Linked DNA regions of Homo sapiens: region 1 is linked to region 2. Evidence: chromatin contacts called from ENCODE POLR2A ChIA-PET data. All regions are on one chromosome and are shown on one strand. Each heading gives the region's core, a stretch centred on a gene start or an enhancer-like site at or near the end of the contact. The rest is flanking DNA. Distances are from core to core; before and after follow the strand shown. Region 1 overlaps CARMIL1 (capping protein regulator and myosin 1 linker 1). Region 2 holds the start of H2BC3 (H2B clustered histone 3).

Evidence for each region. ChIA-PET counts read pairs that join two places held with the same protein, here RNA polymerase II (POLR2A).
Region 1: POLR2A ChIA-PET joins it to region 2 with 10 read pairs in OCI-LY7. The contact joins the enhancer-like site here to the promoter of H2BC3 in region 2. POLR2A ChIA-PET finds 5 or more read pairs at or near these places in 3 of 52 experiments (HEK293, OCI-LY7 and activated CD4-positive, alpha-beta T cell).

Annotation. Positions count from the first base shown.
Region 1 is chr6:25,382,922-25,389,390 of GRCh38, forward strand. All of the region lies in intron 2 of CARMIL1 (capping protein regulator and myosin 1 linker 1), which reads left to right. The region is part of intron 1 of LOC124901281 (a long non-coding RNA gene); the gene reads right to left. It also overlaps the pseudogene RNU6-987P. Among named protein-coding and RNA genes, the nearest start is that of CARMIL1, 110 kb to the left of the region's middle. Within about 2 kb of position 4,755, at least 2 of the 41 ENCODE cell types and tissues checked have a DNase peak (open chromatin) inside an H3K27ac peak, as active enhancers do; they include OCI-LY7, where a contact is called at or near this core.
Region 2 is chr6:26,040,202-26,046,255 of GRCh38, forward strand. It overlaps H2BC3 (H2B clustered histone 3), which reads right to left and starts at 3,512. Exons shown (of 1, transcript NM_021062.3): 1 at 3,026-3,512. The coding sequence starts at 3,456. The coding sequence ends at 3,076. It overlaps H3C3 (H3 clustered histone 3), which reads left to right and starts at 5,183. Exons shown (of 1, transcript NM_003531.3): 1 at 5,183-5,668. The coding sequence starts at 5,210. The coding sequence ends at 5,620. It also overlaps the pseudogene H2AC5P. RefSeq lists enhancers at 3,756-3,995, 5,226-5,545.

The sequences.
Region 1 (6,469 bases), core at 3,505-6,004, 660 kb before region 2:
ACAATGCCTGGCCTTATATTTCTTATTATATCATAAAATCACAGTGGAGTTGGATGGGGGTGAGGGAGGGCAGTCTGTGAAAGAGAGAGGTTCTGAAGTCCAAATGAGGGCAGAATGTGGACTTCTCTGGCCCTGAGGAGTGGGTTGGGTTGAGTACTATGGGGTGATTTGATTGGACAGGTTCTGATGAGTCTGGTAGTGGGTACCTCAGGAGCCATGAGGACATTTAAATGTCACAGTGTCACAGAAAACATAGAAGATTGTTCCCTAACTTGGGTAGTGGCATGAGAAAGTGGGTCTGTTGTTGGGAATAAGGTAGGCTCGGATGGTGGTTTTTGAGGGTGCCAAGAAATGTCTTTATAAGGTTTCAAATGTACATAGATGTAGAAGGAAGAATGGTGCCATTCTAAAGTTTTTTTGAAGTGAAAAACAAAAATAATATATTTTAAAGATACAAATAATTTCCATAAACATATAACAATCCATAGAGAAGAGGGTAATGTCCTTCTGGTGACATTAATTGAAATACTTTATGCCAGATTGGACAAAATCTATGTTTAAATTACTGGTATTAGTATTTTGGTATTTTCCCTTTAGTAAGATAATCTTGATAACCTTGATTTGCTTTTTGTGTCCTGATTACCTTGACATTAATATCTTGAAATAGAAAAACTGTGGTTCTTGCTTTGGTAGTACATATACTAAAACTAGAACAATAAAGACATTAACATGGCCCCTGTCGAAGGATGACATGCAAATTTGTGAAATGTTTCATATTTTTTAAAACAAAATTATGGCTTGTATATTTTTAAAACTTTGTATTATGCAAAACTTCTTGAGAACAAATAATTATGGGAACTTTTAAATACATGCAAAAATAGAATAGGATAATAAACTTCCCATCTACATTTTATTTATTTATTTATTTAATTTTTGAGGTGGAGTCTCGCTCTGTCGCCCAGGCTAGAGTGCAGTGGTGTGATCTTGGCTCACTGCAACCTCCACCTCCTGGGTTCAAGCAATTCTCCCTGCCTCAGCCTCCTGAGTAGCTGGGATTACAGGCATTTGCCACCATCCCCGGGTAATTTTTGTATTTTTAGTAGACATGGGGTTTCACATGTTTGCCAGGCAGGTCTCGAACTCCTGACCTCAAGCGCTCCGCCCACCTTGGCCTCCTAAAGTGCTGGGATTACAGGCGTGAGCCACCGCGCCCGGCTGGTTTTTAAGACATGAAATTTCAGAATGTTTGTTTTCAAGAAAGAAAGCCCAATTGCCTCAATGCTTTATTTGAGGACAGAGCCTGAGGCACAGGAGAATAGCACGGTGGGACATTACTGGCACCATTGCCAACACAGCTCACACGCAGCAACAGCACGTTTTGTTGGTTTTGCCAGCGTTGATGCTCAGATCCCTCTGTGGCCACCAATAGCCAGCACCTGTGTCAAAGGTGGCTGCCTCAATTAAGACACAAACCAAAAATTCTAATTATATAGTAGTTTCTGTAGTATCAGCCACGTGTACAATAGGTACTCAGGTGTCATTTGCTTTTTCTTCTACCACAAGAGTGGCCTTGGACTCGTGTGTCCGTTGGGTGATGGTTGAGGTTGCTCTGAGCCAGTCCCCTCCCCTGGTCCACTCAGTGGAAGCTGTGTATGCCCACATGGCACTGTATGGACACCAGTTTGTGTTTTTTTAACAAACATTGCTATTTTTAGATTTGCTTTCAGAATGCGACCTATGGGGCAGAGGACCCAGAAATATATAGCTTCTACCTCATTGCCTCGTTCTCAGGGATATCCAAGCCTCACTGCCTTGAGAAATTAAGAGACAGTTCCAGCAGGTACTGTCTTACTTGATGACTATAAATTCTATAATCATTGCTAATAATAGAGTGTTTTGTTCAAGCCGCTTAAATTTGTTTATTTTTTCCTCTCGGCAAGCCTAACATCATCATCCTCAAAAGCATGGTTGCCTGTGAATTTCCTTTTGGATAGATGTAACACTATTTAATTTCGCCCATCCATTCATCTATCCAAGCATCCAGCAAACATTTATCGAGTACCTATTATGTGCTGAGTACTCTTTTAGATGCTGGAGGGACAATGATTAATAAGATAATCTTTCTTTACAGAGTTCACATTCGGTGAGAGAGGAAAGTTGGACATTAAAACAGATAGTAATGTGGTGAGCTAAGTGCAGCTATAAAGTTATGTACAACTTATCAGGAGAACCGTTATCTAAGGCATCCAGTTCACAGAAGGGAGGAGGGAACACCATGTAGGCAAGGGGAATTTCACTATTATTGCCATATATCCAAGGCCAAGAGTGGTGAGAGAATGGGCTGGAGATGTAACAAAGGTGCTCTGTGACAGAGTTTGAACTTCAGTTTGCTGGTGAGGTGTGGGGAAGTCTATGAACGGGATTCGAACAGTTGAGTGGCATGATTATATTTGTGTTCTAGAAGAATCCCTCTGGTGGCTCTGTGCAATGTGGTTTTCAGGGAGTGAGGACTGGAGACAGAGTAGATAAGTGAGAATGCTGAGGGGCCTAATGATTCGTTCATGCATTTCATTTAGTAAACATTTATTGAGCACTTACTATGGACCATGCCCTGTTATAGTCATTTGGAATTTATTTTCACATAGATAAACAGAAGAGATAAATAGTAGTAGCTTTTTTGGGATAAATAGATACCAAATAAATCACAGTGTTCGCTTTGATCATGACAAACTTTTGAATACATGTTTTCTAGAGTTATATATTGATTTGGTGGTATTTTTATTTTGGATTTGGATCAGTCAGCACTAACATAAAAAATGGCCTCTTTCATGGTGCAAATTAGTAAGGCTTCACTTTCAGCTCTTGAATTTTTCCAAGACTCATTATTCCAGTCTGTAGATTATTCTGAGCCTTAGACTCTCATTTTCTGCTCATTAGCACCTCAAAGAATGGAGAGGAAGGAAGAGAGAGAAACTTCAGTCTGACTTGCTACTTGTTAGAAGATTTGGTAAAGAAGGTGATGAAATTAATATTTAGTTTTCAAAATCAGGTTACAGATTGTTTTTGGGCTTGTTCTTGCCTGCAGTTCTTGCTTTCTCTCAACCATAGCTAACTTGCTGTCTGGATACATCCGAGTGTATTTGCCTCATGCACAATGAAGGGTAGGATTAACCTTGGAAATTTGCTGTGGGCAAATAGCCCAAGAATTAATACATTTAATAATACATTTAATTATTTTACCAATCACACTGGTTATTTGCAGTGTCAAAGCAGTTACCTTGGTATGATATAAGGACATGGAATTAATTTTGTTGTTTATAATCTTTGTGTGTGTGTGGGGTGGGTGGTGAGGACGGAATCTTGCTCTGTCGCCCAGGCTGGAGTGCAGAGGCTCAATCTTGGCTCACTGCAACCTCCACCTCACAGATTCAAGTGATCCTCCTGCCTCAGCCTTCCAGGTAGCTGGGATTACAGGTGTCTGCCACCACACCTGGCTAACTTTTTGTGTTTTTAGTAGAGATGGGGTTTCACCATGTTGGTGAAACTGCTGACCTCAAGTGATCCACCTACCTCAGCCTCCCAAAGTGCTGGGATTACAGGCCTGAGCCACCATGCCTGGCTTGTTGTTTGTAATCTGATATCTTGCTACTTGAACTTTGTTAGTATGGTTTAGGAGTAGGAACTTTAAAATGAAAACGAACACCGCCCAGGACGTTGAAGAAATAACTGTACCCACTTCATAGGGTTGTCAGGAGGGTTAAATGAGTTAATATAAGCAAAGACTAAGGTCCAGCACATAGTAAATGTCATATAAACACTGGTCATTTTTATTGATTTTACTTTGAAAGTCAATTAGAATTTGCATGAAAGTAACAAGCAATAGGTGAAAATCATGATAGTACTAGATAATACAAGACATCATGAGGCCGGCTGTGGTGGCTCATGCCTGTAATCCTAGCACTTTGGGAGGCTGAGGTGGGCGTATCACCTGAGGTCAGGAGTTCAAGACCAGCCTGGCCAACAACATGGTGAAACCCCATCTCCACAAAAATACAAAAATTAGCCAGGCATGATGGCCGGTGCCTGTAATCTCAGCTACTTAGGAGCCTGAGGCGGGAGAATCGTTTGAACCTGCGAGGCCGAGATCGCACCATTGCACTCCAGCCTGGGTGACAGAGTGAGACTCTGTCTCCAAAAAAAAAAAAAAAAAAATCACAACAGACTAGATAACACTCTATGATGTCACCTTTTACTTCACTAAGAACACATTTAATGTACAGACTATATGCATTTTTAAATGCTCTGGTTCAAGGAAAGTTAAAAGTGTTTATAGTTATAGGTCTACATTTGAGAAATACTTGTTATGAACTGAGGAACAGGCAAATCCAGCATTTGGGCCACAACTTTTCTTTGATAGTTCCCCAGATAATAGGCTGAAGAGCATATGCAGAGATATAAAAGTCAATGAATAAGTGAATAGCTGAATCTGTTGAACACTATGCTCACAGTTTCTAGTTCAAGACAAATGAAACATTAACATAAGTTGTTCTGAATTTTCTAAGTGAAGAATTCTACCCTTCTTTAAGTTAAAAGATTTATAACCTTTTCAATAGCAGTATATATTCTGCAATTCAGCAGCTTTTCTTTCTGTGATTTTGAAGACCATCTTTTGAAGATGCAGAATTTAGAATTCCTACTTGGGGGCATTTCTTCAATTCAGTGAGCCATTCATGAGATTCAACCAATGGAAACATTAAACACAATGAGTGTGAGGAACTGAAAGTGCTTTGTTTTTTGGTTGCAGTGACTTCTAATTGAAGCAAACCAGCTATACATGTGGATGGTCATGACTTTATAATTACAATTAAAATATTTTCAGTAGAAGACTGAGGCCTCAGGGAAAGCATCGTATGAAATAGAGAATAATCACCAGATGCAACTATGGGCCCCTTTTCCGAGTGGGTAATGATTTCTTTGCCTCTAGCTGTGAGTTGGCAAATGGACTCTGTCATTTTGGGTATCTGTTGGAAGAAAGAAAAGGAAGGAACAGAACGATGAGAGAAACAGTTCATAAGAAAAAAAGAGAAAAAGATCTTGAGCAGATAGGCAAGTAGAAGTAAAAATCCTCACTGTTTGAGGCCTCCAGACCTTGTTGAACCATGTTACTATTGTAGCATTACACCTGCAATGTGTCTGCAGGTGTTCTGGATGTTTTGAAACTCATTTGATGTAGAAGCGTTTCTTGATGTCAAGTTATGTTGGATTTGGCATCATTATTCTCTCTACAACAGTAGAGTAAAGGCTGGAGAGTATTGAAAGGCTAATTTTTTTTGGTGATGTCTGCCTTAGTTAAAATAGCTACTATTAGGTGATAGAAATGAAGGTATTTAGCACACACAACAGTTTTATTATGTTTTGTCTTTTAGATGTGGATTTCTCTACTTTTTTTGTTTTGTTTTGTTTGAGATGAAGTCTCGCTCTGTCGCCCAGGCTGGAGTGCAGTGGAGCGATCTCAGCTCACTGCAACCTCCGCCTCCCGGGTTCAAGCAATTCTGCCTCAGCCTCCTGAGTAGCTGGGATTACAGGCAGGCGCCACCATGCCTGGCTAATTTTTCTGTATTTTTAGTAGAGACGGGGTTTCACCATGTTGGCCAGGCTGGTCTCAAACTCCTGACCTTGTGATCCACCTGCCTTGGCCTCCCAAAGTGCTGGGATTACAGGCATAAGCCACCGCACCTGGCCTTTTTTTATTTTATTTTATTTTAAGAGACAGGGTGTTGCTCTGTCATCTAGGCTGGAGTGCAATGGCATGATCATAGCTCACTGCAGCCTGCAACTCCTGGGCTCAAACAATCCTTTCACCCCAGCCTCTCAAAGTGTAGCAGCTGGGACTATAGGCACAGACCACCACACCCAGCACATTTTTACAATTTTTTTGTAACAAAAAAGGGAGGCTTCTTTTTGTTGCCCAGGCTGGTCTTGAATTCATGGCCTCAAGCGATCTTCCTGTGTCGGCCTCCAAAAGTGCTGAGATTACAGACATGAGCCACCACACCTGGCCTCTACTTAACAGGCACTACCAAGAAAGTAGGAATGACTGCCCTAAGGGGAATTAGCTTTTACTCCTTACTGATGGGGATTTCCTGCCTCCACTACTAGAGAAACCCACATTTCCATGTTTTACGTTCAGTACTCACCAAACATTTCCAAGTGCCTGGCACTGTGCTTGTCTCATCCACAGATGCTCTGCCAGTAGAAAATGGAATGGTTTTAATTGAGAAGACATGAGGAGGACTTCTATTTCTTAATTGGAGTCTATAAGCAAACTTCAAAAGAATCTTTCAGCTTCTCATTGGTTTAAAAATTATGACACTGTCTATTATATGTTTTGCATAACTTTAAATCTTCTTTTAGTCATATTGTATTGTTTTCTTTTTTGAGATTTGGGGGGGTCTTGCTGTGTTGCCCA
Region 2 (6,054 bases), core at 2,262-4,761:
TCAGTAAGTGACTGTATTACTTGTTTTGATCTGTAAAACAATGATAATAATAGTACTCACACTTCATTGAGTTTTGGTGAAGATTGAATGAATTTATACTTATAAAGAATTTAGAAATGTGGCCGGGCCCAGTGGCTCATACCTGTAATCCCAGCACTTTGGGAGGCCGAGGCGGGTGGATCACCTGAGGTCGGCAGTTCGAGACCAGTCTGACCAACATGGAGAAACCTCATCTCTAATAAAAATACAAAATTAGCCAGGCGTGGTGGCGCTTGCCAGTAGTCCCAATTACTGGGGAGGCTGAGGCAGGAGAATTGCTTGAACCCTGGAGGCGGAGGTTGCGGTGAGCCGAGATCGCACCATTGCACTCCAGCCTGGGCAACAAGTGTGAAACTCCGTCTCAAAAAAAAAAAAAAAAAAAATCTTAGAAATGTAACTGACATATCATAAGCCCTCAAACTTAATAATCTTTTAATACATGGAGCTATCTATTTAAAATAATGTACATAAGGCAACATCCCAAAAGAAAATGGGCAAGAATCATGAGTAATCAAACCATAATAGAAGAAATGTTATTATCAAAATGTGCAGTCTCAAACAATAATTGTCTTAAAAATAAAAACAACAATGAGATTTAATTGTTCATGTCGGCAATTTGAACAGACTAACACACCCACTGTTCAAGAGCATTTGTGGAAGTCAGGAAAAAACACCCTGTTGGTGAGAGTGTAAACAGACCTTCAGGAGGCAACTTGGTAACATGTATTAAAAATCAAAATATGTATATCAATGGATGCATGATTCCTATCTCTATTTTTGCCCTTACAGCAATCTTGTGTGTAGAGAAATACTGAAAAGCATTTTCATGGTAACATGGTTTAAATTTTTAAAAAGCGAAGGTCAGTGAATAAAGGGCAATTATCTACTTCCCTACAATGAAATGCAGTAATGAAAATAATCATTAGAATCTCTTTTATTAATTTAAAAGGATACTAGAAAAGTGAAATACAATCTCACTTATAGAAGATTTACATATTGGTTTGCATAGACTTGCACAAGATAAAATTTCTGTAAGATTGGTCACCAAAATGTCCTGAATGATAACATTACAATTAATGTTTATATTGTAGGGGAAAAGAAAATTCTGTTTTTCTCACCCATCAGTAAGTTCATGCTTGAGGCCCCTCTACAAAAAGACAGATTGGTCGGGTGCAGTGGCTCACGTCTGTAATCCGAGCACTTTGGCAGGACGAGGCGGGCGGATCACGAGGTAAGGAGATTGAGAACATCCTGGCCAACACGGTGAAACCCTGTCTCTACTAAAAATACAAAAATTAGCGGGGCATGGTGGCACGTATCTGTGGTCCCAGCTACTCGGGAGGGCGAGGCAGTAGAATCGCTTGAACCTGGGAAGCGGAGGTTGCAGTGAGCCGAGATCGCGCCATTGCACTCCAGCCTGGGTGACAGAGCAAGGCTCAGTCTCAAAAAACAAAAAAAAAGATTAGCAAGAGAAAAGCATACAAATGTATTTAATATAAGTTTTATATTACATGGGACCCTTCGGAAATGAAAACTCGAGGGAAGCGGGAAACCTGTGAATTTTTATGGCAAGTTTTGTGAAATGCATAGTTGTGGATTAATATGATTGACAGTAGGCATATGATCTAATGGTAATAAACTGAGGGGGACATAGCAAGGCTTGTTTGTTAATTACCTATTAACGATCAGCCGAGTATCAGCAGAGACAGCAAAACATCCTAGTTTTGAGTTAGAAGACCTAGGTTTTTGTTTTGGCTTATCAATTATGGGTATTGTTTTAGATGAAACATCAAGTATTCTTGATTTCTTATTTCAAAAATAAAAAATAAAAAATAAAGGAAGGAAAAAAGAAGAAAAAAAGAGAAGAAAAGTGTCAGAGTTACTTGAACCAGAGTAACTCCATTTTGAGTGAGGGCTAGGAAAATGAGGCTGAGACTTTCTGGGCTGCATTCCCAGAAAGTCAGTCATTCCTAGCTTCTAGATGTTTACGGTTAAGGGAACAAATAAATAATGTTTACTAAACAGACTCAGACTTAGGAGTGTCCAGATATCCCTATATCTGGAGAACAAAGGCATTCTTAATTTTGTTTAAAGATAATAATGTTGATTCTTGCAAAATATAGTAACTAAGAAAATTAATCCTTTATCACAAACTTGTAGCAGAGCACATCTCCCCATATATACAAGTATTGTACCTAGGGTGGATGCCTTCCTCCTCTTACTTTCGGGAATGTCCTGCTCCGTCTATGGAGTAGTTGTCGTTTCACCACTTTACTTTCTTAGTAAACTTGCATTTACTTTGCACTGCGGACTCACCCTGAACTCTTTCTTGCGCGGGATCCAAGAACCCTCTCTTGGGGTCTGGATGGGGACCTCTTTCCTGTAACATATTTCTGGCCACCACAGAAGGGACTATAGTACAGAAACCCTGACCCAACAGCTACCTTTGGGTAAGTGTTGGAGTTCTGTAACAAAGGAAGAAGGCAGGCAGGCAAAAAATTTATGAAAGAACATACGACAAAATAATTTCTGCTTCAAAACTTCATATTTTTTTAATTTTTTTTTTTTTTTTTTTTTGAGACGGAGTCTCGCTCTGTCACCCAGGCTGGAGTGCCATGGCGCGATCTCGGCTCACTGCAAGCTCCGCCTCCCGCGTTCACGCCATTCTCCTGCCTCAGCCTCCCGAGTAGCTGGGACTACAGGCGCCCACCATCACGCCCAGCTAATTATTTTGTATTTTTAGTAGAGACGGGGTTTCATCGTGTTAAGCAGGATGGTCTCCATCTCCTGACCTCGTGATCCGCCCGCCTCGGCCTCCCAAATTGCCGGGATTAAAGGCAAGAGGCACCGCGCACGGCCCCGTCCAAGTTAACCTTGGCTCTAAAACTTGTCTTCGCTAACATTCCAGTTGATCCTCTAGAACTGAAACAGAATAGCAGCAGCACCACCTTAAGAAATTGTGGTTATAGCTCTCCTTGTGACAAAGTAGGTGGCTCTGAAAAGAGCCTTTGGGTTTGGAAGTGCTTACATAAGCACTTATTTAGAGCTAGTGTACTTGGTAACTGCCTTAGTGCCCTCGGACACAGCATGCTTAGCCAGCTCCCCAGGCAGCAGCAGGCGCACAGCCGTCTGAATCTCCCTGGAGGTGATGGTCGAGCGCTTATTGTAGTGAGCCAGGCGAGAAGCCTCGCCCGCGATGCGCTCGAAGATGTCGTTGACGAAGGAATTCATGATCCCCATGGCCTTGGATGAGATGCCGGTGTCGGGGTGGACCTGCTTCAGAACCTTGTACACATAGATAGAATAGCTCTCCTTGCGGCTGCGCTTACGCTTCTTACCATCCTTCTTCTGCGCCTTAGTGATAGCCTTCTTAGAACCCTTTTTAGGGGCTGGAGCAGACTTAGAGGGTTCAGGCATTGCTATTCCTAAACAGAATAGAAAAGCTACTAACACTCTCCACTACAGAGTAGTACAGAGAACAGTTCAGAGCCCATGTATTTATAGTCCTGAGATTCAAATGACGGTTTAAGATTCCTCACTTCTGATTGGACAAAAGAAACACGGTTTCACTGAGGGGTGGGGTTTATGCAAATATGGAATTTATGTTATCTTTTTCTATTGGATAAAGCACCAAACATAATTGACCAATAGGATAGCTTCCTATTGCAGCCTTGCAGTTTGTATAAAAGGATTTGTTCAGGCGCCATTCCAGCTTGCTTGTCTTTCACAGTTTTCCGCTGCTTTCATAGGTCGCTATTTGCGGACGTGGAAAATGGAGCTAAAGCAAAAACTTGTTCGTCGCTACCGGGCTTGCAGTTCCCAATAGGGCAGAGTCCGTCATCTTTTTCGAAAGGGCAATTATTTTGAGCCGGTCGGAGCCGGTGCGCCAGTGTACTTACAATACCTGGCCGCCGAGATCTTAGAACTGGTGGGCAGCGCCATACGTGACAAGACCCGCAGCATCATCCCCCGCCACCTGCAGCTGGCCATCCGAAACGACGAGGAGGTCAACAAGCAGCTGGGCAACGTCACTATTGCTCAGGGAGGCGTCCTGTCCAATATTCAGGCCGTCCTGTTGCCAAAATAACAGAGCCACGATAAGGCCAAGGTCAAGTAAACACTCAAATCAGAAAACGTAGCTTACACTTGAAACGGCATTTTTCAGAGCCGTCCATAGTTACACAAGAAAGGATGATAACTTGCTTCTGTTAGGGTATTTTTTGCTTTTCGTTTGGATTGGTTTGTTTTGAGACAGTCTAGTTCTGTCACCCAGGCTGGAGTGCAGCGGCGCGATATCGGCTTACTGCAACCTCCACCCCGCCGCTTCACGCGGTTCTCATGCCTCAGCCTCCTGTGTACTTGGGATTACAGGCGTCTGCTACCGCGCCCAGCTAGTTTTTGTATTTTTATGCGAGACGGGGTTTCACCATTTTAGCCAGGGTTGTCTTGAACTCCTGGCCTCTAGTGATCGTCCCATCTCGCCCTCCCAAAATGCTGGGATTACAGGCGTGAGCCACCGCCCCCCTAGCCTAATGGTGTTAAAAAGTTAAGTTTCGAGAAAATAACACCTTCCTTTAGAAAGTACATTTTAGAGTATACAAAGTGAAACTTAAGGCCAACCAAAATAAGACATTTTGAGAACAGGCAGGGTGGGAATGTGACTTGGACTTAGAAAACAAAGGGCAAGGAAACTTGCTGTTCGCCAGTAACAAAATAGCATGGAATCTCATTCTCTGAATATAAGCGTTATTTCCCGACATGAGTCTGAACGTTTCTGGTGGTTTAGTGAGTGTTCACCAGCATTGATAACTTGCGAGACTGTCAGGAATGCAGAATTTCAAGTCCCACTCAAACTTACTGAATCGGAATTTACATTTTAAAAATCCTTAGATACCTTGTTATACACTCTGTTCTTTGGGACTGGATGAACTAGAATTTTAGACAATTTGTCGCTGCAGATAACTGAAACGAAAAGGACAGGATGGGCGGTGGGGCAACTCATCCAATAAGATTGTCTAGTAATGAACCAATCAGTCTGGTCACTCTTCAGCCAATGATTTTATCGCGCGGGACTTTTGAAATATTACAGGACCAATCAGAATGTTTCTCACTATATTTAAAGGCCACTTGCTCTCAGTTCACTACACTTTTGTGTGTGCTCTCATTGCAAATGGCTCGTACGAAGCAAACAGCTCGCAAGTCTACCGGCGGCAAAGCTCCGCGCAAGCAGCTTGCTACTAAAGCAGCCCGTAAGAGCGCTCCGGCCACCGGTGGCGTGAAGAAACCTCATCGCTACCGCCCGGGCACCGTGGCCTTGCGCGAAATCCGTCGCTACCAGAAGTCCACCGAGCTGCTGATCCGGAAGCTGCCGTTCCAGCGCCTGGTGCGAGAAATCGCCCAGGACTTCAAAACCGACCTGCGTTTCCAGAGCTCTGCGGTGATGGCGCTGCAGGAGGCTTGTGAGGCCTACCTGGTGGGACTCTTCGAAGACACCAATCTGTGCGCTATTCACGCTAAACGCGTCACCATCATGCCCAAAGATATCCAGCTGGCACGTCGCATCCGTGGGGAAAGGGCATAAGTCTGCCCGTTTCTTCCTCATTGAAAAGGCTCTTTTCAGAGCCACTCACAATTTCACTTAAAAACAGTTGTAACCCATTCGGTTGTCTATGTTAGTTTCCAGGAGATATAAAGGTGATAACTACACACAAGTTTTGTAACTGCAGACAAGTCTATCAGGCCTTTTCAACCGGTTTTACTGCGAGAAAACAAGCTGAGTTACTGTTTTGCCCTTGTTAAAAAATTCCTAGGGGTCTTTTTAGCATGTATATGTGTAAATACTTACATATTGAAAGGCTCCTGGGGACACCACCGTCACTCCTTTTAATCCACGTGACAATTTTAGTTCTGATGGCAGTATTATTAAAGCTATCATAAAGACAATGTGTGTGTAGTTACCTAAGTCCACAAAAACAATAGCTGACCCCAAAATTCAGTATTGGTTTTGGGCTGCTG